6 separate regions of the Mus musculus genome follow, and all the other regions are linked to region 1. Evidence: chromatin loops called from intact Hi-C (ENCODE). Cell type or tissue: heart. All regions are shown on one strand. Region 1 overlaps Gm51489 (a long non-coding RNA gene). Region 2 overlaps Akap13 (A kinase (PRKA) anchor protein 13). Region 3 overlaps Akap13 (A kinase (PRKA) anchor protein 13). Region 4 overlaps Akap13 (A kinase (PRKA) anchor protein 13). Region 5 has its middle 62 kb from the start of Sv2b. Region 6 has its middle 33 kb from the start of Klhl25.

Evidence for each region. Peaks named below come from ENCODE experiments on the same cell type or tissue, not always from the same donor. Only the 100,000 strongest peaks of a DNase experiment are listed, where the experiment ranks them.
Region 2: it touches region 1 in a loop (2.3-fold over the local background); 2 of 42 quality-filtered maps call a loop at or near these places.
Region 3: a loop joins it to region 1, with 4 times the contacts of the local background. A loop is called at or near these places in 26 of 42 quality-filtered maps.
Region 4: a loop joins it to region 1, with 1.9 times the contacts of the local background. A loop is called at or near these places in 2 of 42 quality-filtered maps.
Region 5: a loop joins it to region 1, with 2.5 times the contacts of the local background. A loop is called at or near these places in 5 of 42 quality-filtered maps.
Region 6: a loop joins it to region 1, with 7 times the contacts of the local background. A loop is called at or near these places in 23 of 42 quality-filtered maps.

The regions. Positions count from the first base shown.
Region 1 is chr7:75,826,067-75,830,066 of GRCm38, reverse strand. All of the region lies in intron 1 of Gm51489 (a long non-coding RNA gene), which reads right to left. Among named protein-coding and RNA genes, the nearest start is that of Gm51489, 5.5 kb to the right of the region's middle. In heart, a CTCF peak has its summit at 1,984 (motif pointing left); no DNase peak of the experiment used is centred here; H3K27ac peaks cover 1,230 bases.
Region 2 is chr7:75,566,687-75,570,686 of GRCm38, reverse strand. It overlaps Akap13 (A kinase (PRKA) anchor protein 13), which reads right to left. Exons shown (of 37, transcript NM_029332.1): 3 at 656-803. Among named protein-coding and RNA genes, the nearest start is that of Akap13, 110 kb to the right of the region's middle. In heart, a CTCF peak has its summit at 1,614 (motif pointing left); no DNase peak of the experiment used is centred here.
Region 3 is chr7:75,737,153-75,741,152 of GRCm38, reverse strand. It overlaps Akap13 (A kinase (PRKA) anchor protein 13), which reads right to left. Exons shown (of 37, transcript NM_029332.1): 30 at 1,593-1,787. Among named protein-coding and RNA genes, the nearest start is that of AU020206, 43 kb to the left of the region's middle. In heart, a CTCF peak has its summit at 1,874 (motif pointing left); a DNase peak (open chromatin) is centred at 1,872.
Region 4 is chr7:75,637,506-75,641,505 of GRCm38, reverse strand. All of the region lies in intron 8 of Akap13 (A kinase (PRKA) anchor protein 13), which reads right to left. Among named protein-coding and RNA genes, the nearest start is that of AU020206, 140 kb to the left of the region's middle. In heart, a CTCF peak has its summit at 1,782 (motif pointing left); DNase peaks (open chromatin) are centred at 1,155 and 1,805.
Region 5 is chr7:75,369,073-75,373,072 of GRCm38, reverse strand. No RefSeq gene overlaps it. Among named protein-coding and RNA genes, the nearest start is that of Sv2b, 62 kb to the right of the region's middle. In heart, a CTCF peak has its summit at 1,981 (motif pointing left); DNase peaks (open chromatin) are centred at 922 and 1,982; H3K27ac peaks cover 755 bases.
Region 6 is chr7:75,879,162-75,883,161 of GRCm38, reverse strand. No RefSeq gene overlaps it. Among named protein-coding and RNA genes, the nearest start is that of Klhl25, 33 kb to the right of the region's middle. In heart, a CTCF peak has its summit at 2,280 (motif pointing right); a DNase peak (open chromatin) is centred at 2,321.

The DNA of each region.
Region 1 (4,000 bases):
TTCTTTTCTTTTCTTTTCTTTTCTCTTCTCTTCTCTTCTCTTCTCTTCTCTTCTCTTCTCTTCTCTTTTTTTAAGGATTTATTTATTTACTTTATGTACTGTATATAAGTACACTGTAGCTGTCTTCAGACACACCAGAAGAGGGCATCCGATCTCATTACAGATGGTTGTGAGCCACCATGTGGTTGCTGGGATTTGAACTCAGCACCTGACTGCTCTTAATCGCTGAGCCATCTCCAGCCCGGCTTTCTCCTTTTCTTTCTTTCTTTTTTTTTTTTTTTTTTTTTGTTTTTTTTTTTTTTGTTTGTTTGGGTTTTTTTGTTTTTCGGGACAGGGCTTCTCTGTATACCCCTGGCTGTCCTGGAACTCACTCTGTTGACCAGGCTGGCCTTGAACTCAGAAATCCGCCTGCCTCTGCCTCCCGAGTGCTGGGATTAAAGGTGTGTGCCACCACGCCCAGCCAGCTTTCTCCTTTTCTAATGTGGGATTTCACCATCTCTCCTAGTTTGGTCTTTAACTTGATGGGCTCAAGTGGTCTTCCTACCTCAGCCTCCCTGGTAGTTGGGACTGTAGGCATATGCCACAAAACCTAGCTATTCTATCCATTTGATCATTTGCTCTCCCTCCATTCCTCTTTTTTCCCTTCCCCACTCCTTTCTTCCTTCCCAGAAACACTGAGAATTAAGCCCATATTGCTCTTGCTAGGAAAGCCCTCTACCCTGAGCTACTCCTTCAAGCCCTCCCACCCACTGATTTCCACTTGTCTTTACATATAAGGAGTGTTTCTTGTGAAGAACACACAGATGGTTCTTGCTTTCTATTTTCCTTTATCACACCAACAATTCTCTACCGTTTGTTTGTTTTTATTTTTCGAGACTGGGTTCTGTGTAGCCTTGGCTGTCCTGGAACTCACGCTATAGACCAGGCTGACCTCAAACTCAGAGATCCGCCTGCCTCTGCCTCCCAAGTGCTGAGATTAAAAATTTGAACCATGGGGCTCGAGAGATGGCTCAGCGGGTAAGAGCACCCGACTGCTGGTCCGGAGTTCAAATCCCAGCAACCACATGGTGGCTCACAACCATCCGTAACGAGATCTGACTCCCTCTTCTGGAGTGTTTGAAGACAGCTACAGTGTACTTACATATAATAAATAAATAAATCTTAAAAAAAAAAATGTTTGAGCCACCACTGCTCAAAAGAGTCATGTTATTCAGCTGCTTGCCCAGAGAAGTGACTTCCTCAGGTCTGTGTGTAGTGAGGGAAAGTGGCCAGAGGACGCTCTTTCTACTTATTGAAAATATTTTGCCAGCCAGTGGTGACGCACGCCTTTAATCCCAGGACTTGGGAGGCAAAGGCAGGAGGATTTCAGAGTTCAAGGCCAGCCTGGTGAGTTCCAGGACAACCAGGGCTACACAGAGAAACCCTGTCTTGAAAAAACAAAACAAAACAAAAAAAGGAAAACCATTTTTTTTAACAGTTTCTACTTCGAATCACTCTCCATTTTGTACCAAGCATTTCTGAGCCGGGCCTGACATCTTTCTAGCATGTCCTGGTGAACATCATGCTCTTTGTTGGGACTGTCCTTCACAGCTGTCTCTCTTCCAGGCTCCATACCTTGCAAAACACTGCCAAAATCTGAGTCTTAATTTCAGTGAAGAAACTACTTTAAATTATTAATTAACCAAACATTGTTCTCTGTGTGTGCATGATTCCCTCATGTGTGGGCACTCATCCCATGGTGTGCGTGCAGAGATGAGAGGAAACTCTGCGGGGGTTCTTGCTTGCTTGCTTGCTTGCTTGCTTGCTTGCTTGCTTGCTTGCTTGCTTTCCCTCTTTCTGTGAGTTCCAGGGATGGAGGCCCGTTCACTCAGCTTGCGAGGTGAGCACCTTTCCCCGTTGAGCCATTTTACCAGGCACTCTCTTCACTAAGGGCTCCATGGCTTACGGTTTCTCTTCATTCACTGCCCTCTGGCGGGGGAACAGGAAGTAGCAGCCTTTTACCATTTTGATCCTGGAGGGCACAAAGTCCATGAGAGAGCTGCTGAGATACTGCAGAACAGCGGGTGAGAACAGATACCATTTTCTCCTGCAGGCTGCTCTGGACCGTGCACGCATGGCCTCTCCTCTTGAATTTTGAGGTGCGGAGGATCCGAGTCATTTAGAAGTTACTTTAGGTTCTAAGACAAGTGGATTGGTTTGGTTTTGTTCATTTATTTTATGTATATGAGTACACTGTAACTATCTTCAGACACACCAGAAGAGGGCATCAGATCCCAGGACAGATGGTTGTGAGCCACCACGTGGTTGTTTGAAATTGAACTCAGGACCTCTGGAAGAGCAGCCAGTGCTCTTAACTGCTAAGGCATCTCTCCAGCCCTGCCCCCCCCCCCTTTGTTTTTAAATGTTACTAAGTATCATTGTGCATGAGTCACAAACATATGTAGAAGATAGAGGACAACTTGAGGGAACTGGTTCTCTCCTTCTACCAAGGGAATCCTGGCCTTGAACCTCAGCTTATCTGACTTGGTGGCAGGTGCCTTGACCTGCTGAGTCATCCTTGGCTTGCCTCTTCTTGTTCTTGTTGTTAGTATTCTATTTACTGGACCACACTAGGTTCTTGACTTGTAAGAGGATTAATGTTCAATTTTATTTTAATTTTGAAAATTGATAAGAATTTATGATTGCAAATTGGGACACGTTATTTGATTTTAAAGAGACACAGAGACACACACATACACCCATTTCTGCTCATGAAATCCAGTACTCTCCTGTCCCTGCATGGAGACAGAGCAGTTAGCACTACTTCCCCTCCACACAAACACACACACACACACACACACACACACACACACAAACACACCTTTTTCCCAGCATAGATGCCTCGGGCCCTTGGAGAGGGCCGACAAATGGGAGCACGGCCTGGTCCCCGAATATTACAATCCCTCTTTCATGACAGCACCCCCTTCCCTCCCGTGAGTAAAAATCAGCATTTCTGTGGTACAGATGGCTCCTGCCCTTGAAGGAAGCAGGAGCCAATATCCTTGAAGTGATAAAAAGCCCACTCTTGGACTATGAGAAAGAGGCAATTAAGTGTTCCCAGACAGCTGAGACCAGTTTGCAAAAATGCACCAGCCTCTGATAATGGAGTGAGTTTCTTTTTCCCAGGTCAGGAAGGCCCCTGTCCAGCTGCGCAGTCCACCCTGCTGTCTAAACAAATGTTATCAGGTTTGAAAGATAGCATTCCTTCACCGCCTCCCCAATCATGTCATGTAACACCAAAGCTTGATAATCCCAGCTTATGCATACATATATGTGTGTGTGTGTGTGTGTGTGTGTGTGTGTGTGTGTGTGTGTGTGTGTGTATGGTGTGTGTGTACGGTGTGTGTGTGTGTGTGTGTGTGTGTGTGTATGTTGTGTGTGTGTGTGTGTGTGTGTGTGTGTGTGTGTGTGTGTGTGTTTATCAAGCTTCTCAAGCCCCTAGACTGGATCATCACACTCCTAACCAGGAAAGGCTTGCAATCTGGGTCAGACTCATATACTAAAGACTCTCTCTTGGACTTGCAATTCCTGGCAGTCTCCTGAGATTCTCATGAACTGGGCATAACAATTTAGATACCTGTTTTCTGATTTGGGGGTTGGGGGTTGTTTAGGTTTTTGTTTGTTTGTTGTTTTGTTTTTTGTTTTGTTTTTGAGACAGGAATTCTCTGTGTAGCCCTGGCTATCCTGGAACACACTCTGTAGACCAGGCTGGGCTCGAACTCAGAAATCCGCCTGCCTCTGCCTCCCAAGTGCTGGGATTAAAGGCGTGCGCCACCACTGCCCAGCCAAACCTAAATGTGATATATCTGATCTTCTTGCTTCCACCTCTTGAGTGCTGGACTGACATACTTTTTTTTAAGACTGATTTATTTATTTTATGTATATGAGTAGCTGTACAGATGGTTGTGAGCCATCATGTGGTTGCTGGGAATTGAACTCAGGACCTCTGCTCACTTCGTCC
Region 2 (4,000 bases), 260 kb after region 1:
TTGATAGCTTCATTATTTCTCCTTAAAGAATAATGGTAGAATTAGTCTTTCTCTTTCAAATCTCAGGATTAACAAAGACACTGTGCACCCCAGACATGAGGTATGTATTATTAATTAGGTTTTCTGTTTTGGTTTTGTCACTGTGAAACTCACAATAAAATAAATTCTGAAGCATCATCATGATAATCACATGAGAATGTATACCTCCCATGTAGCTCTCAGTTTTCTCAAGCTCTAACAAATTAGTGGGTTTGTTCCTTTTTTTTTTTTTTTTTTTTTTTGCTGATCCTAATACTGATACCCTTCAATTTGTAATGTCACTTTACTTCTAGGTAGGTTCATACGTGTGTGGAGCAAACAAAAGCACTAGCAATATACTTAAAGATCTAACAACAGCTGTTAGGTGAGCACTCTGCTTTGCTCCTTCTATTACTCTATACTAACCAAATATGTGTGCGTGTGTCCCCGTCCCCACCAAGAATAAAGAAGCCCAGTATATTATATAGGCCAGCAATCCCAGCACTCAGGAGGCTGAGGTAAGAAACAGAGTTTCACGCCCAGGTTTAGCTGTTTGCTACCAAACTTGGTCTCAAAATAAAGAGCAAAATTACAAATAATTGATGAAGGCTAGAAAAGACACCATTTAGATACTTACCAGGAGCAATTGTCTCCAACGTATCAGAACTGACTTTCCGGGTACTTGTGCAGTGATAGAGGGTAGAGCCAGAAAATATCAAGTAAAAAATAGCATCATCTTCAACTTTGTCCTCTTCAGCAAGCAATACTGTAACAACACAATCGCCCTGGAAAAGAGTCCACAAGTCTGTATTAGTAAGGTTCCTATTGGGAGCCTGCTAAATTTTACATCTCATAAATTACTACTAAGTCTATCCATTTCCCAACAAAGGTGAGGGTATATAGATCTGCTTTGAAATGGTAACGTGTGCATTCAAACTCCACCTACAAAGATTGACTTAGATCCATCAAACTTAACTTTCCTGGACTTGTATAAATGGAAACAACCCTTCTGCCTTTAGAGTTGCTATATGAAACTCATGAGCAGAGTGGACTTCCCATCTATTTAAATAAAAGGTCACTTTGAATAGCCTGTGCCTCTCGATCATCTGACATCCCTGTTCTCCTCCTTCACTCAGCCTTCCAGGAAGCCTTTAAAACGAGGTAAGTGTCATGCCAGTAACTATGCAAACAACTTCACAACTATTGAGGATGACAAACATCTTTGTCTGCCAGTTTCAAATACTCTATCAGTTTTTATAAGTTGGCTTTAAAAAAAAAAGCTAAAGCTTGTAGTTAAATATACACTGTGACATGCAGCCCTAATTAGCATTCTTCTCAAATATAAACATAATTTGTGCTATAACCATAAGCTAACAAGAACAGGGAAAAAACCTTTAACACATCAAAGCTTAGGGTACTGAGATTTAATATTCTTCAAATCTTAATAATGAAGTACAGAAACATCAATTTAGGAAAAAAAAACCTGGACATTTTAACATAAAATTGGGGAAAGAATTATCATTTAATTTGTATGTCTTCATCTTTTTCATTTTAATCAACAACAAGGTATGTAAGGGAATCATGCCACCCTGTGGCCACATTACTAAACCCAGAATCAGTAGAGAAGGCAGCATTTTGATATATGCTGAAAACTTAAAATTATATCATCAAACCTAAGGTTAAGTTTAATAAATGTTAAGAGCATGTTGACTTTATAGACTGAGTTCAAAGTGTTTCCTGGAGCATAAATGTTGTTTTTATTTTATACCCAGTGCTCAAGTCCACCGAATTCGACACATAAGTCAGAATGAACCATAACCCCAAATAAGCCATAACTTATTTGGCTATAACTGGAACACTCCAAAGCACCATAACACAGAGCTATTATGGTCAGAAATGAATTATCATTAGTTTTGATCACTACTCCAAATTGTAGTTTGGCCTTACATACACGCCGTTCTCTGGAAATGATTTTAAAAGGCTTAAACCAGAGAAATGTCATCCTTTAGTATGAGCCAATCAGCTTGAATGTCTGAGGCACAATGAGAACAGTCCATTCTCTGTAGGTACTGAAGACCCCTCATGTTCTACAAATAAAACCAGAGAAGTTTCATCTTTTCCTTCATGTGCTGGAAACTAAGACCTATGGCCCACACCCTCTGCCTCTAGCTTGCTTTGTTACGTAACTCCATGCCACAGCTGTGCCCATTCATCCACACTTACACGCTTGCCTACACCTTCACACGAGAGGAAGTCCACTCGCATTTCTAACTGAAATTTCTAACTTAGATTTCTAAACTGGCACTCTAAGACAGAATCCTTCTTTTCAGACCCCAGAACTTCTCTCACATGAGGAGGGTCTTCTTGCTGAGGTTCTGTCTGTGCCCTTACTAGTTAATTTGGGGCTTCCTTTCAATGAGGGCAAGAGGTGGCTGACAAAAGCAACTGACATCCTTTTAACAAAGCATTAATACAAAATTACTAAATTCTGAATTGTTTTCATACTTTTAACCTATACCCAAGAGAAGAGAACAAAGCTTTACTAACCTCAAGGCAATTCAAAGGCTGAGTTCCAAAGGCACTTGGAACTAAATGTAGTTGATTCCCTCTAATAGTAACAGAGAGCAAACACACTCCACATTTCCCAGGTGCATAGAACTCCTATTTTATGGAAGTTCACGAGTTACCTAGTGTTACTGGAGATGACTCTGAAAGATCAAGCACGCGGGCTTGGTTGTATGTAGGAGAAGAGTCTCAGATCTCCGTCAGAACTTTTATCCAGGTGACTGGTTACTTGATCTCTACTCTCTGTGAGAGAAGCTCTGATCGATCACTCTGTTGTTCAAAACTAGGCCCAACTCTCAGAATACACAGGTTGACGAGTCTGGTTGAACAGCTAACAAGTCTGCCACACTGCTAACTACACAGATGAGCTGAATAACAAAAATAATGGTCAAGATATTCTCAATTACTATTTTAGTCAGACCCAACAACAAGAAAAGACTGCACCTATGCCATCAATCTCCAGCAACATAAGCCTAAGAAACAGTGCAGCCCTTACAAAGACAAAAATTTCCCTCTCTTCATTAATGAGAAGTGTATACTTGAGTTTGATCATTTTTAGGGCCATAATTTCACAATAACTAATGAGAAAGGTAGTCTATATTAGGCATTATCTTATAAGCATAGATGATCTCCCAAATAAAAATGTATAGTGATTAAAAAAACTGCTTAATTATCCATAAAAATGGGTTTTTAATATAAGGATTTAAAAAAAACTAAAGAATTATAAATGGTGGGACGTCTCAGTTGCCCACATCTTTTACTTACTTATACAGAAGTTACTGTAGTAGTAGCAATGCAAGAATTACCTTATGATTTAGATAAAAACTGTTTTAACTCTGACTCTCCACCAGAACTCCAAGAATATGTGTTCTTTTTCCATACCAAAGATTGCCTCTCTACAAGACCTTGGCAAAGACTCTATTCCACAAAATACTAGTCACCTAGGACCTTTCTTCAATAAGCAGGAATAACTTGGGGGAAGGAAGTAATAGAATGGAAAAGAGCTATGCATTTCAGAAGTGAATTAATTATACTGTAGAAGTGGACTGAAGAGACAGTATGTGGGAAACAGGGTAAATAGAGATACAGGAAAATGAAGAAGGAAATTTGGGGGGAAGAAATGGTAAAAGAGAGAAATCACTGATGTCTTATATAATGTTGGCCACACATATCAGAAGGTAAGTTTGGTCAGCAGTAAGATGACTATGGCAATAGCTTGGGCCAACTCATGAGAGTCAGCTGTTAAATTTCTGGGAATTCTATAAGCCAACTGCAGAGCACAATTATTATTAGAAATTAAACTTACAAATAACTAAAATAGATTAATTAAAAGCATATATAATACCTAAAAGCCCTGTATTATTAAGGCTACATCATACTATAATATCTTGAGATTTACATTATGGTCTGCATATGG
Region 3 (4,000 bases), 89 kb after region 1:
TCACCTAAACTAAGCCATCTTATCGACCCAATAGAGGTTATTCTAATTCTATAATAGAATATAGAATAGGGTATCCTTGAGAAAGAATACTCAATGTGGAAAACAGACAGACATTTGTAAGTGATAAGGTTTTAAAATAAAAAAGGCAACCTGTAATTTGTAATTTGATTAGCTCCATCCACTGAAAAGGACAACACAGTAATGTTTAAAACCTCACAGCAACTACTATATATACTATATCCCTGGTACCTAGATTTCGATCTTAAAATATTTTTCACTAAGAGACCAGAAATCTTGAAGGAATGAATTCCTTAACTCCTGGAAGCAAGCTCTGCACTGTGGCCAGTGGAGGACACTAGCTTTAAATGAGGTTGGGAACTGCTCAGAGATCTAGAACCCATGAATCCATAGTAAGTTTATTTTGGGGCTGGTGACTGATCACAAGGCCCCTCTTGCATGCAGAGCTCTATCTCTGAGCTACAACTGCAGCCTCATGACATGTGTACAACGTAGTGCAGGTACTAGCAGAGGACTGGCACACAAAGAAGACCCCCCCTCCCCCCGGCATTCAGCCTTCTATCCATCCCACGGTTCCTATTCCACAGAAACAGGGCTACCTAGGACCTGATATTTCCCTGGGAAAGAACCAGTACCACAGGAGCACACATTATGAGTAACGCAAGCAGCGGTGACTGCAAGATCTAGAGGACAGAAGGTACCATATGGAAACTCCAACTCATGGTTCAAAAAGCTCAGCTACTCCAAGGATAAAGTACAGGGCGAGCAAGGGGATGCAGGCTTGTAGGATGGCTCAGCAGGCACGCAAGGGTACTTTTATGCCAACTTGACACAAACTAAACTTATCTGAGAGAAGGGAACCTCAATTGAGAAAATGCCTCCGTAAGATGGGGCTGTGGGCCAGCCAGCAAGCCAGCAAGCAGCATCCCTCCGTGGCTTCTGAGTCAGCTCCTGCCTCCAGGCTCCTGCCCTCCCATGATGATGAACAGTGATGTGGAGGTGTGAGCCAAATAAACCCTCTCTTCCCCAACTTGCTTTTGGTCATGGTGTTTCCTCATAGCAATAATAACCCTAACTGAGATGGCAGGTCAAGGCATTCACCATGGGACCATGCCTGATGTTCACCATGGGGCCACGCCTGATGACCTAAGTTTGATCTCTGAGCCGTACATGGTAGAGAGAACGGACTCTCCAAGCTGTCCTCTAACCTTTATGTCCATGTCACAGTGTGGATTCCCCCCCACCCCACGTACAGTAAATACATTAACATAACTTAAAAATAAAACCAGAAAGAAGGGGAAAATACTTAAGTGATTATTAATGCACTTTAGGGAAGCTGCACCTGTTAGGAGGAAGTTAGATATGACGGGGACATGCAAAGGCTTTCAGGGTATCTGCCACATTTTATTTCTTAGCCTGCATAGTGCTTATAAGGGATATTTACTATAACTAAGGGATAGTTACTATACTGACACTGGGCAGTTTTTTATACTGGTGCTTTAGTTATTAATGGCAGGAACTGGCAGAGGACATTAGTGTACACACAGGAGGGGCCGATACTGTGTGTAAATTACCTTCATTTATTGCACTTTTCATCAGCGGTCCTCCTTTGAGAGCCTCCTCTGTGTTGGAGCGGAAGAGCACTCTCGGGCTGTGCGTTGGGGAGCAATCCTCTGGCAAGGGAGTGCTGCACTCAGTCATGTCCCGGAAAATCATCTCCTTCTCTTCCAGCAAGAGGAGGATCTGCTGGTCCTTCTGCTGAAGCTGTTCTGCAGGGCAAATGGAGAAACCACTTAAACTCTATGGAGCTGTGGACCACGAGATGACCGGGAGATGAGCACCACCTTGTGGCAGTTAAGGGAAGGGCCATGACAGGAGATGCCTCCCATCCTGAGCACAGGGTTGCTTCTGTACTTTGTGAAGCAGCAGCAGCACTTCTGATGTAACTGCTCTGCACGTTGTCTCTGCTCCCTTCTTGACTGTGGCTGTCTTTACCACAGTCTGGCACTGATGCCACGTTCCTGCAACCACCTTAATTACAGACCCTTATTTTAGGTCTTTTCCCACATGGATATTTATTTCCTCTTTCTGAAACACTCTACCTGTGCTGCCCTGAGGATATCAGTTTCTTCACCGGGCATTTTATGGGTCCTCCATCTGCAATGGAGTGGCACTGCTGACTGCCCTCTATATGCCCTACACACTTTCTTCCTGGGGCTCACACTCTCTGTCAACTGCCTCCCGTATGCTGATTATCCTCAGCAAGCACCCTTAAACCTACATTATTTTCTGAACGTCAGACCACTGTGTCACTATCACATGAGTATCTCAACCAAGAGGGTGCTATCAGGATAGCAGAAATGAGTCTTCCCGCTGACTGACCTCTAGTTTACGGTTTCTTCCTTAGCACTCTATCTTCCAGGATCCCCAGCTTGGTAAACCGGTATCTTTGTCTATCCTGTCCCATCACTCACATCCAGCTGCCTAGTTGGTATTTTTAATTTGTTCTTTGGCAATTTCATACATGTCTAAAGTGTATTCTTTTACCCGAATTTCTTTCCTACCTCTAGTATCTGATCCCAGGTAATTTTCCTACATTCATGACTTGCTGTTTTATTCTGAGTTTAACTAAGATCACCTTTGTGAGTCTGATGAGCTCCTCAATGGGCCTTAAGACCACAACTGCCCTTCCTCCCAATTCCATCAGCAGGGAAGGGTAGAGCCCCTATCCCTGATTTACTCTTGGGCCCCACTGAAGGCAGCCACAGCTGCTGTGGAGTACTGACTGTAACCACTGTGCCATGTCCAGAAACCAACATTCCTAGTGCTTCTCCCTGTCTTGAAGCTCTTACATTTCTTTTCTAGCTCTTCTTCCACCATGCTCCCAGAGCCTCAGAGGGAGAGGTATAAATGCTGTGCTCAGGGTTGAACACTCAATTGTCACTAACTTATTCTCTCCACATTGAACAGCCATGCATCTCTGCATTCACCAGTGTTCTTTGCCAACAGGCATCTCTGGTTGAGGCTGGCCGTAGCATTTTGATTAACAACCTTATTTCTTCGCCTGTCTGGTTACCTACTCATCTCTCACTAACTTATCCTAGAGATTTCCCGAGTGGTCCAGAAGCACCTCTACTTCCTCAAGCAATTCTCCTGAAAGGGTTCAATACTTGAAAACAGTTACATTAAGAGTGCAGCACTCTATTCCCTTTTCAGGTCTCAGCTCCTACCATTGACACGTAGACCCACCACTCCTGGCAGACAGATCAAGTTCTTTTCCATGTATCTGTCCTTTGGAGGCAAGATACTTTTTTTCCCAGATGTGATTTATGCAGCAGGTTCTGTGAGACTTACAGAGGCAGAAAGGGCAGATGCCACATATCATATGCGACCCACCAGACAGATCAATCTGTGTTCTGTCACTCATTTGTGTATCATCTAGCCAACTGCACAACAAATCTTAAGGAAGATTTTATCCTCGTCATCCAACAGGCTAGTAGACTTGATATAATGGGGGTCTGAAGTCAACCATCTTCCCTCCTCTCCCATCCATCAGTGTAACAGAATGGTGTCACTAACTCTGTTCACTTAACTCCTGTCTTATTTCTAACCAAAGAAGGTTTTTAAAAAATTCAACTAATATATAGTAAAGACAAGAAGACTACCAGGCTCTGCTGTTTGAATGAGAGGGAGTGCAGTACTAGCTGGCACTCTAGAGCTGAGGATGGAGGACCCAGAATTAAGGCCAGCCAGGATTACATAGCGAGACTTGTCTCACAACAAATAGAAAACAGGTAAGATTCTGGCTCAGTCATTAATAAGCATACACACACTTAGCCCTGGGATGTTTGGCCTTTGAGGGCTTCAACTGTGTCATCTACACAATGGGAGGCAGACAAGACTACATGAAACACTAGTGGGTAACTGAGAACTTCTCCAACAGTTCGTCCCTTGTCCCTGAGCCACCTCACAGTTCATCTGT
Region 4 (4,000 bases), 190 kb after region 1:
TACAACCTTAAACACCACAACAGAAAGGAAGTGAAGGGACTAAATACTACAGTTTCTCTCAATAATGCAAGCAAAGTTGGTGAAAGGTGTTTTCTTTTTGAAGCTGTGAAAGGGTAACGAAGGTCTAATGAGTCACCATTTCCTCAGGCCAGGTGTTTAAGGAGGCTAGTCTGCTTAGGAGAAAGCAACGGAGCAAACCCAGGTAAGGTGGCCAGTTCTTCACTTACCCATCTGTCTACCCAAACACCACTGTCTCAGCTCCCTCTAACACAAGCCTCATCCTGATCCCACCACAGGTCCATTAAAAGCATGAAGGTGGACAATGTCCTCTTTCTGGTGCTCTAGAGAGCAAGCCTCGCTCACACCGGCACCGTAGACAGTAAGCACATGATGCTTTTCAGTACAGAGGATGCTAGACACAGTAGACACAAGACAATTGAAGAGATGAAGTTGTAAATAAAATTCTTGCTTAAGCTAACCAAAAAAGCACGGGACTCTGTGCAGGAGCATACAAGAACTTTGATATCATGTGGTTTAAGGGCATAGGTCCAAAGGTCCAGGAGGGGCAGGCTTAAGTGTACAAAAAATCTGGCTGCCTATTATATTTTATGGATCAACTTTCACCAAGCTATAATTTAGAATCCCCTCTTCCCAATGAACACAAAGCTGTCTCCCCTCTGTTCTCAAATGGTTTGCTCCTCACTGCCTCTCCCTTCTGTTCTAATTAGAATCAAATGTTTCCTGCTTGCAAGTTCCCAAGCATCTCTCTAGAGAACCAGAGATGCTCTGGTCACTGTAAAGTCTTTCTGTACCAACTCGATCAAACTAAAGATGATCCATATCCATTCAATAGACATTCTATGCCCTGCAGAAGAGGCAAACAAAGAAATAAAACCCATGGACTTTGTCCTTGGAAACTTTACATAATCAGAGAAATGTTTCAAAACCATTATAATTTTCTGAATGACACCAGAGGACTGTTTGAAATAAATATATTAGCCTTTTTTGTCTGTTTTTTTTTTGTTGTTCTAGAAATCTAGATTTTTCTCTTTTCTACACATACAAGCATATTAAGGACAATTTAAAACTGTCCTTGCTAATCTGTTTCTTCTCAGAGAACAAATGCTCTGGGTGGGGCAAAAATGCTGTGGGTGGGGCAGAAAGTCTGTTTGCTTTCCCCTTTGGATGTGCCCAGCACTCCCCCATGGAAGACAGAATCTGTAGTCTGTGCTCTTACTGCTGATGCTACAGTTCCAAGTTTTTATCAAAAACATCTGGAACCACTGAACAGCTATTCTGTTAGGATTTTGAAACACAGCAACCAATCATTTCCCATCTAAACTCTAGCTGAAAGCTACAGATTTGAAGGAGATTTTAAGTGCATTTCTTTGTTCCTTCAAGTTTAGGAACTTGCAAGAAAACACACAGATTTTTCATAAGCATGTGAAATAGGGGTTATTTACAGTATCAGCTCTCTCTCTCTGTGATCGATAGCCCACTCTCTATCTATGACAAGGAGCACCAACCCCTTCAATAGAAGTAACAAGCACTCAGATTATCATGTCATAGGCCTGAGATGTACCAAGTATTCCAGCACAAGAGTCTACTACGAATTTTCACACACTTTACTACATTTCTACTCAGGAGTTAAAATTTTCTTGATTTAATACTTTACCCAAATTGTTTAGATCTTAGGGACTGATGCTGTGTGGTTCTTTGGTTCCAGTTAAAATAGAAGCTCACAGAAGTTTATTGCCAGGCTTCTGAATTAGGGCGCCACCTGGTGGAAATTCTGACACTAAGGGCCAGAAAACCTTGTGGCTCTTAGGCAGCCAAACCCCTCCTCCCTCCAAGCTCAAAGAGAATGAACATAAAAGAGTAATGCTTAACCCACAAGGATCAATTCAGCTAGGCAGGGAACATGGGACAACTGAGGTAAAAACCAAGGGGCGGTTCTCCTAGGTGAGCCACTCTCTGCGATCCTGAGCAAACTGGAAAGTATTAATCTGATGATCTGGATGTGGAGTTCTGGAATGTACAAAAAAAGTGGTTTGAAGCTGGGCCCACCCCAAGTTCTTTCTTGCTCTATTACTACATCCTATTATTTGGATACTGAGATTTGTTGTTGAACACCTTGTTACATAAAAGTTCATTATATGTGGACGAATGAATAGCAAAGTAAAGAGAATTGATACATTTTCTAAAAACCATTATTATTGCAGATTCTTATTTTTCACCTTTAGTCTTCCGATGAGATGGAAAGCAAAGGTTTTACTATGCTAAAACGTTTACACTCACCAGAATATCGCACATTCATTGATGAAAATTTGATTAGCATCTACTTAAGGAACACTTGTCTGATTAGAACAAAGTTTCCTTCCAATGAGATGTGAGATGTGCATAGGGAAAGAAGGGCTGCAAAGCCAACATCTCCACCCAGGAGTTCCTTTTAAATGTCAGATGTCAGCGTTTAGGCAATGAGAGGAGCCCTACTCTTTCCTCTCGGCATTTCACTGGACACAGACTCAAGGTTCAAGGAGGGACAATCAGTAAAATAGGGAAGTTAGTAGCAAGCGTCAGGAAACACCTTTGCTTGAACTCTTTACTGCCTTTGCAAGGAGGGGGAACCACCACATACAACATTCAGCTTGAAGCAGCAAATTGTTTAATAATAGCAACAAGTGAAATAAGAACAAAAGATGGATGGCTTCACAGAAAAGTCTCTTCATGGATAAACATTCTTTTCTTAGATATTAAGTCTTCTAGAACAAGACCACAAATGTCAAATCTCCCCACTAGCTATCTGATATAAAGAGGGAAGAAATCCCGCCAGGCTTGGTTGCAGAGGTCTGTAATGCCAGCATTGAGGAGCTGCAGACTGGAGGAGCAGGAGTTCAAGATCAGCGTGCCTTAAAAATTTTTAAAAAGAAGAAAAAAAATGAAGGAAAAAAGGGAAGAATGAAAGAAAGGGAAGAGATAACGAGAGGAAAAAGTCAGGAAGGAGAGAAAAAAGGAGGGAGAGAGAGAAGAGGGAAGAAAAAGAGAATAACAGAATTTCAATGGGAAAACCTGATAGTTTAGTCTGTAGAACAAGTTTCCTGAAGCAAGATGATACTGGTAGAATGCTTGGCTATGTCTCTTGTTCACTAAGAAATCAATCAATCAATCAATCAATCAATCACTCTCTCTCTCTCTCTCTCTCTCTCTCTCTGTCTCCCCTCCGTCTCCCTCCCTCTCTGTGTGTGTGTATGTGTGTGTGTGTGTGTGTGTGTGTGTGTGTGTGTATGTTTGTTCCAAGAAAGACCAATAAGGTGGCCAGGTATGGTAACAGACATTTGTGAATTTGTGATCTCAACTATTTACTGCTACTTTTTAATTTTCCAGCAGTGTTCCTTTGAGGCCTGATCAAGAGAGTATCACACAAGGGCAGTCTTGCACTGGCCAAAACAAAGCAAAACCTATTCTTTCCACCTCTTACCCCCACCCATCTCAGTGGTGATGGTGACAAGAATTTCTTCTCAGATGAAGACATCTGGCTTCAGTAACTAAGAACTTTTATTCCAACAAAACAAGCACAAACAATATACTTCCATTCTGTTTCCCCTCTAAGGTGTTAATAATAAGAAGGGCATGCTTTCTCCACACTTTAGTCCTTTCCAATGCATTGCACAACAGTTCTGTTTTTGTTTTGCTGTTTGCATACACAGTGATACACTAGGGCTAGGAATGCTAAGTGCAAAGCTGCTATAGCAGGCAGAGGAAAGACAGCAGATCAAAGGAGCAGTGGTGAACCCACACACCTATGGTCACTTGATCTTCGACAAGGGAGCTAAAACCATCCAGTGGAAGAAAGACAGCATTTTCAACAATTGGTGCTGGCACAACTGGTTGTTATCATGTAGAAGAATGCGAATCGATCCATACTTATCTCCTTGTACTAAGGTCAAATCTAAGTAGATCAAGGAACTTCACATAAAACCAGAGACACTGAAACTTATAG
Region 5 (4,000 bases), 460 kb after region 1:
GTTACAGGGCGAGACAACACGAGGCCGGAAGAAACCTCTGAGATCATCTGGTTCAGATCATTTTCAGATGGGTGGGGTGGCCATATCCAGAAGTTCCTGGAACAGCCTCAGTTTATGCCAGTTGTGCCAGAGTAATAATGGCGAGAACTGCCTTTCAGAATCTCAACGTCTCATTGGAGATAAGCATCATCACTTTATTGATGAGGAAATGACATTTCCAGGGGCTAAGTGAGGTTTCCCACTAATTAAGACTAGTTAATGTTGACGGCAGCGCTCCCCAATCCTGATCCTAGGAAATCCATCCAAGTGTGAAACTATTTGAAATATTTTTCTTATTAAGTATGATGTGAATTTATTACTAACTAAACACCTGGGGAACTGAAATGAAGACTTAATTGGATTTTAGACACAAAGCTCGGTGATCAAATTATTGATGACAGAGCTAAAGTAAACACTGGGGATGAAGTAATTTTTGAAAACTCATGCAAATTTCCTAAGTGCATCACATGGCCAGACTTCAAGTCTTTTCAAGTCTGTTTATTACTTTCTGGTAGCAGAATGACATGATCTTAGTTTCATTTATTTTCTCTGTTTCTCCAGACTATATATTTTCTCAATGACTATATATTTTACATATTATTGGAAAGAAAATAATTGGATTAATGGTTATTCTAAAACGATGACATCTTCCTGCACCTGTCACCCAGTTGCATGGGAGTCAGAGTCACTGCATGCCTGGTCCCTTTCCATCTGTGATCTCATGGAATCCTCACAGAAGCCCCATATGTTGTCAGTTCGTGGTGTAGATGACTCTGAGGGCCCCCAGGAGGTAGCCTGTTTAAGGGCAGAGAGAGCATGTGGGCCTGGGAAACCACATGCAGCCTGTCTGCTGTGCGAGTCCATGTGAGAAAGCCACATCCTCTAATCAGCAGACAGGGCTGTGACTCTCACAGCAGCTGCATCTCCTCCTCTTCCTTCCTAACTGTGCCCCCGTCCTGGCCCAGTCCTTCAAGTCGGATGGTGATTTAACCGACCAAATGTCTTCCACACAGATATAGATAGCAAGGGGCCAAGATCCGGGGACTGTGGTTTCATTAAAAATATATTTTTATTTGTTCTTTGACAATTTCATAATTTAGACAATGTGTCTGATAATAGCCCTGCTCCCCACTCCTTTCTCCAGAGTCCCCCACACGTGTCCTTCCCCTTTATGTCCCTCTACTCTTCTTCCTCCTTCCCTTCCTCCTCCTCCTCCCCCTCCTCCTTCTTTTAAATAATCTACTGAGTCCAGTTAGTCTTACCAGTATGCATATGGGCAACCCAGCAAGGGCCAGAGGAAAAATGACTTCTCTTTCTGTAACAACCCTTACCTTAGTTGTCAAAATCTCCTCAGCTAGTGCTGGGCCTGAGCCCACCCCATTCTTGGATTCATGTACTTAGTGACTGGCTTGGTTTTGTGCAGGTAACTCTAGCTTCTTTGAAACACACACACACACACACACACACACACACACACACACACAGAGAGAGAGAGAGAGAGAGAGAGAGAGAGAGAAAGAGAGAGAGAGGTAAATATAATAAAAAAGAAAGCAAATACCAATTCAATCTTTCATGTCCCATCAGAGGTAGTTTTCCTTTGGGTATCTACTTTGAGACATGAAAATTAAACCGAGTTAGTCACCCTAACAAGGAGGGTAGGGTAGGAGGGAACAGTAGCTGGGGTTACGGGCAGAGGACACTGGGGTAGGCATTTCTGTGTCCGGAACCCTGGAGAGACTGATTTCACTGTAGCGGTCACTGACAGACCTTCCAGACCCATCTGTGTTTATACGATTTAGTAAATCTATGACATCACTATGCAGGGCTGTTTCAGATTATATACTAGAATGAGGATGTTCTGTGTTCAGAGCACAGACTGAGTGAATCGCCTGGGCAGGTTTCTTCTCCATCATCTCAGTTCTCTTCTGCCATCTGCTGGGGCAGGCACTCTACAGCATGGAGAACCAGGGAAGAGCTTGTCGCAAGCCCCTGACAGTGATATATCCAACAGCAATACGCTGAAAAGGCTGGAGAGGCAGGCTTTACACCATCCTGCCTTCCTTTCCCAGCAGATCTTCTGGGGTTTTCAAAGATTAACATAGTTCCTAGTATTTTTTAAATGTAACAGCCTTATAGTAGCAGCTGTTGCTACACTTGAAACATTTTAAACAGTATTTTATAAATGACACAGAAGCACACAGGTTTGAGTTTAAAAAAAAAAAAAGAGAAACAGAAGCGCAGAGATTGAGGAAGTGGAGCCACGAGCTGGCAGCGGAGCCCCACCAGAAGCTTCCTTGACACTGGGGTACACACTTTTCTCACAAAGCATTGCAGAAAATAAAAGCAAGGAAGAGTCCCAGAGAGGTGAGTCAAGCTGCTGTTCAGTGCACGAAGGAAGGCTGTGGTCCAAGATCCTCAGCCCTCAGATGGCAGGGAGTAGGGGTGCGTAGGGTGGACCTAGCAGCACAATTTCCCACACGCCTTTCAAGGTCAATGCCAGGACAATGAGAGACATTTAAAAAGTCACTTACTATTTTTATTTCATACGTATGAGTGTTTTGCCTGCATGGGTGTGCACCACCAGCACTGTCTCTGAGGCCAGTGTTCCCCGAGCCATGTTCCCAACTCCTCCCCAGTTTTCCTATCTTCTCTCCCTGACCCTCTTGTTAACACCCTTCTTCCCAGCAAGTGCCCTTCCTACTTCCATGTCTTTTTAAGTTTTAACATGGTTGTTCCTTACTGCGTTTAAGTTTGGTTGCTTTAATGAGAAAGGTTGGGGGAGTTATTAGCTTGAGCAAGGACAACTTGCCACTGTCCACACCACTGAGGAATGTGACTTCTACCCCTGCAATCATTACTGCCCATCGCTCCTCAGGGAGAGGTGGGGCCTCATGAGCTCGCCCACCACCCACAGGGAATGTTAGTGGGCCCTGTCTTGTGCAGATAGCCACAGTTGCCAGGACTTCATAGGTACCGCAATTATGTGCAGAAGACAGCATGGATTTCATAGCACCCCGCTCCCACCTTCAGGCTGTAGCTCTTACATTATCTCTGCTCCGTCTTCCTTAATGTTTCATGAGCTTTGGAAGGGTGATATAGATGTTCCATTTAGGGGTGAGTGCTCAAAAGTCACTTGATTGGTTAGGAGTCTCAGCATTAACTACTGCCCGTTGCAAACAGAATGGTGCTCATCTGCAGCCACTGCCATTTTTGTTAACATACTTAGTAAAGGCAAGGAAGCCAGCACACTAACCTTTTCTCACTTAACTTCAAGTCATGCAAATACTCACACTTGGTACTGTTAAGAAAAACATTCTGATCAAGCCACAAATCTCCCTTATTAGTTTAATGTCTTTCCAAAAAGACAGCTGTAGTGAGGAGTGTTGCTTCCAGACTCCTGTGTGTTTACATAAATATGTGTGTTCCCATAGCAACACAGAGCATTGTTTAGTGTTACACCCACTTACATGAAGGATACCTTGCATCTTCAGCCGAGCCAATCGCACTGCCCCCACACTGGGAGGGGCAGTTGATTAGCGATGGGGCCTCATTGGAAACTCCCTTTATAAGCAAACGCCCACATGTCCTGAGCCCCAACTCCTCAGGCAGCTCTTGTCAGGTTCAATATAGCCTTCTGTCTTGTCTTTTTAAAATTCCCATTATTATAGGATTCAACACAAGCTTCAACATTTTAATAATTAAAATTACATTTATGTATTTGGGGGGTGGTTGTGCGTGTGTATATGCATGCGTACGTGTGCGTATACATGTGTGTGTGTGTGTGTGTGTGTGTGTGTGTGTGTGTGTATGCATGTGAGACAGCCTTGATTACGGAGGTCAGAGGGCAGCTTGCAGCAGTCAGTTCTCTCCTCCCATGTGAGTTCAGGCCAGGAACTCAGATTTCAGGATGGGAGGCAAGAGCTTATACCCACTGAGCCATCTCTTCAGCTCATTAAAACTT
Region 6 (4,000 bases), 53 kb before region 1:
GAATAAAAGGATGAACAAAAGACTCCAATCAAATGGGGCCAGGACACAAGCAGGCATCGGTATACCAATATCTGACAAAAATAGACTTCAAATTAACATTAATCAGAAGAAACAAAGAGGGGCACTTCATTCATCAAGGGAACCGTTTTCAAAAATATATTACTATCTAAACTCAGGGGCACACAACTTCACTAAAAAAATTACTGCCAGATTTAAAGACACAGATTAACTTCAATCCTTTAATAGTAGGTGTTTTTAATACCCCACTTTTCCAGTAGACTGGTCATCTAGACAAAAAAATAAACAGAAAAACATCAGAATTAATTGACACCATACAACGACTGGACTTAACAGATGCCTACAGAATACTCCACCCAAATACCAAACAATGCCCAGGAGTACACTGAAGCTAGGACAGATCACATCCTGGGACACAAACTAATCTTCACAGACTCAGAAAGATTGCGACGACGCCGTGTAGCTCACCTGACCACAAGGCAATAAAACGTGTTGACACACAATAAAATCGACAAGAACTCATGCAGAATGAACAGTTCATTACTAAACGATGGATGGGTAAAAGAAGAAATAAAGAAAAAAAAGTGAAAATTTCCTTGGAACTAAATTCAAATGAAAACATACCACAAGCAAGCCTCTAGGACTGAGCACCGTCCTGGGGGAAATTTATAACTCTAGGTGAATATGTTTTTAAAAAAAGAAATTAGGAAGAGTAAAAATAAGTGACAAATGAAACAACTAAAAAAATTGAAAAAAATAAGAACAAACCAAATACAAACCCAGTCAAAGGCGAGAAATGGCAAAAAAAAACAAAAAAAAAAAAAAAACAAAAAAAAAACACAATAACCAGAGATGGGACTGATGACATAGGAACAAACAAACAAACAAAATCAAGGAATCTAAAACCTGTTTTCTGAGAAAATAAAGAAGACAGACAGGTCTGTGGTCCAACTAACCAAAAGAAAGAAAGAATGAAAGAGAGAGAGAGAGAGAGAGAGAGAGACCTCCCAAACATCTACTACCCAAACCAGGTAAAGATAGAACATCAAAAGCGAAAGAAAACTACAGGCCAATATACCTGATGAACACAGACTGCCCCAAAAGGAAATGGAGTGTGGCTAAGACACCCGATGTCAATCTCATGGCACCTGTGGTTCGACTTTCTAAGTGTGTTCTGTGAGACTGTCAGGCTACAGCTACACAAACAGGACATTTTACAGGACTGCTTGTCTGTAAGATGGGATTTGAATGGTTATAATTTTAAATTCTGCTCTATCTACATCTGAAGAGACCAGTGAACTGTATACTTAGGGATGCTGCATGGAGCCACAGGACACACCCATCAGGTTTCACCTCTGCCCAGGTCACCCTGAGTCCCTTTGCTCATGGGACAAAGGATCAGGAAAAATGTTAGCAGCCCTGAAAGCTGCTCTAGTGTCTGAAAACCGGGGAACCCCTGCTTGGATAATCTCAGTCTGTGATGACATGTGTGCCCCTTCCAACTGCGGCTCTGTTTTCAGACTGACTCTAAAACTAAACCAGGAAATGAGGGTGGTGAAAGAAGACTGACACTCGCTCCGCCAGACAGTGGGTGCTGACTCAGACCGCAGAGGCTGAAACGCTGTTGCAGGTTAAGGGCTGCAAGTTTGCCTGCTCAAACATGAAACAGGTCATTTTTCTTATATTTACTTTTTTCTTTTATGAGACAGTGTTTTGTGATGTATCCCTGCTTTTTGTCATGGTAACCTTCTTTCTTCTTCTTAAGTCCTAGGATTATAAGTGTGGGCCACCATGCTTGGGTCAAAGATATGTAATTGTTCGTGCAAACCTTTTTAGTATACTATAACATCTCTTTGTGTTTAACTATTTTAACCACACTTTACTAAGAACAAGACATTTCTCTCATAAAGCCACATTCTAACTGTCAAAGACAGGAAACTGGGCAGGGGAGCAGCTCTCTTGGCGAATGCTTGCCTTGCGAGCAGAAAAGTTTACGCCTCAGAATCTGTATGAAAATTGGGCTTGGTGGTGATACCCTTTGGCTCAGAAGGTAGAGACAGATGGATACCTGAGGTTCGCCCACAAGATGAGATTAGCTTAATTAGTGAGCCCCAGGCCCGTGAGAGATCCTGTCTTAAAGAGCAAGGAGGACAGCTCCTGGGGAGTGACACATAACATCCACTAACATGAGCACAGACAAGGGAATGATGCCCTGCATCAAGCCTCCAAGACTGTGACAGTTCTAGGCTGACCTGTAGGGGGCAGCATCGCCTCGCTCCTCACTCCGGCCTTCCTTGGGCGTGGCTCCACTTAGTGCCCCAGGCTCTGCAGACAGATGGAGCAGCTTTCAACAAACTGCACTTTCCTGGGGATGGCAGCTGCATTCCCAGCTGCTTCCACTGCTGTGGTTGATCTTCTCCGTCTCTGCCACCTCAGATCACACAAGCCTTTCTGCCGCAGCCAGGGATCGCCTCCTTACAGAGCTCAGGGTCTGTCTGAGAACCTTGCTCCAAATTCTCTTACCCTGATTTTCATTGCATTGAAAGTATCAAGCGATCTCTTCATGCAATTTTAAGCTTGTGAAGGGGAACAAATGCGTTTTATATTCCTCTGACCCACCATCATCTCTGCTGGACAGCGTGAGCCCCTCAGACAGCATGTAGCTTGGTGCAGACAGGACAGGCATCAGTGTTTTTGCTGCTGATCGGGGTGGGGCAGGACAAGTGATAGGAATGTGGAACCAGGGGCTGCTCCATACCTAGGAGTTTCTCCACAGACCCAGTTGCTCCGCAACCCTCAGCAGCACAGATATTCCCAAGCGTCCCACTGTTAAGGCCCACTTCCCAATGTCGGTTTCCATTTACCTTCGAGTTCATGGAAGTTAACCCATGTCTCCTGGCTCTCACTGTCCAGGAGGTGTGAACAGCCCACTCTGTCCCAGGAGCCTTTCAGACCTGAAGGACTCAGAGGAGAGTCAAATGGAGAAGCCCTGGCAGATGTCAGGCATCTCAGCTACTTGGAAGGCTGAGGTAAGAGGAGCCCTTGAGCCCAGGGCTGAAAGGCCTGCCTGTGCAGCATAGATGGATCCATCTCACAAACAAATGAGTGACTAAGCCCAGAGTCACAGGCAGATAAGAGTGGAAAGACCTAAAACCTGGTCTGTTGCTATCCCTTCAGGAAACCTCAGGCCTTGGGGACAGCCAGGTCGCTGAGGGTCACAGTAGGAACACAGTACAGCTCTGAAGCTGGGCAGGATGGGGACTTTCTGTGTCACTGATGCTGGCGTGTGATGTTCTGAGGGTGCCTGTGGCTCTTCAACCTCTGGGCATCACTGTGGTTCCTTAGGCTTGCACTCCTGCATCCCATCATGGTTTCATCATCCTCACATCTCTTGTTCTGTAAGATGCTGCACTGTGTGTTGTAGCAGCTCAGACATCCTGCCCAGAGCTGCCGAGCTTCTTCAAGGAGGACCAAGGATGAGACTGAAGGTCTCTGGGAACCACTTCCTGTGCTCTGTGTTTTACCACACAGCCACAATTACTGTCTTTCTGAGGAGCAGGAAGAAGGCAGAGACCTTGGGTACCATTGGTGCCCTACCCTGTCCCTATGACCTTGTCTCTAAGAGAAGGGACTGGCTACAACATCACCTCATGGCATCCAAGCTGCACTCAATGAAACCGTGGACAAGCAACCCACACCTCCAGAGTATGAGATGCAGGCCTCCAACTCCAACCCAGGTTTGTTAGGTTACATAGCTCTAGTTTATGGGCTCTCTATTTGCAAGTATTGCTATTCTGTCATGAGACCTGTGTGGTCCCACATGACCCCATTGAGGGAGCTTCTATCAAATCGAGCACACACACAGATGAAGGGGCTTTTATTTCCTCTGAGATCACAGGCAGACTTTCTGCTTGTTGAACTATAAAGGACTCAACAAAAGTCACGAGGGCGGGGGGGGGGGGAGAGGTCAGTTCCAAGAGGA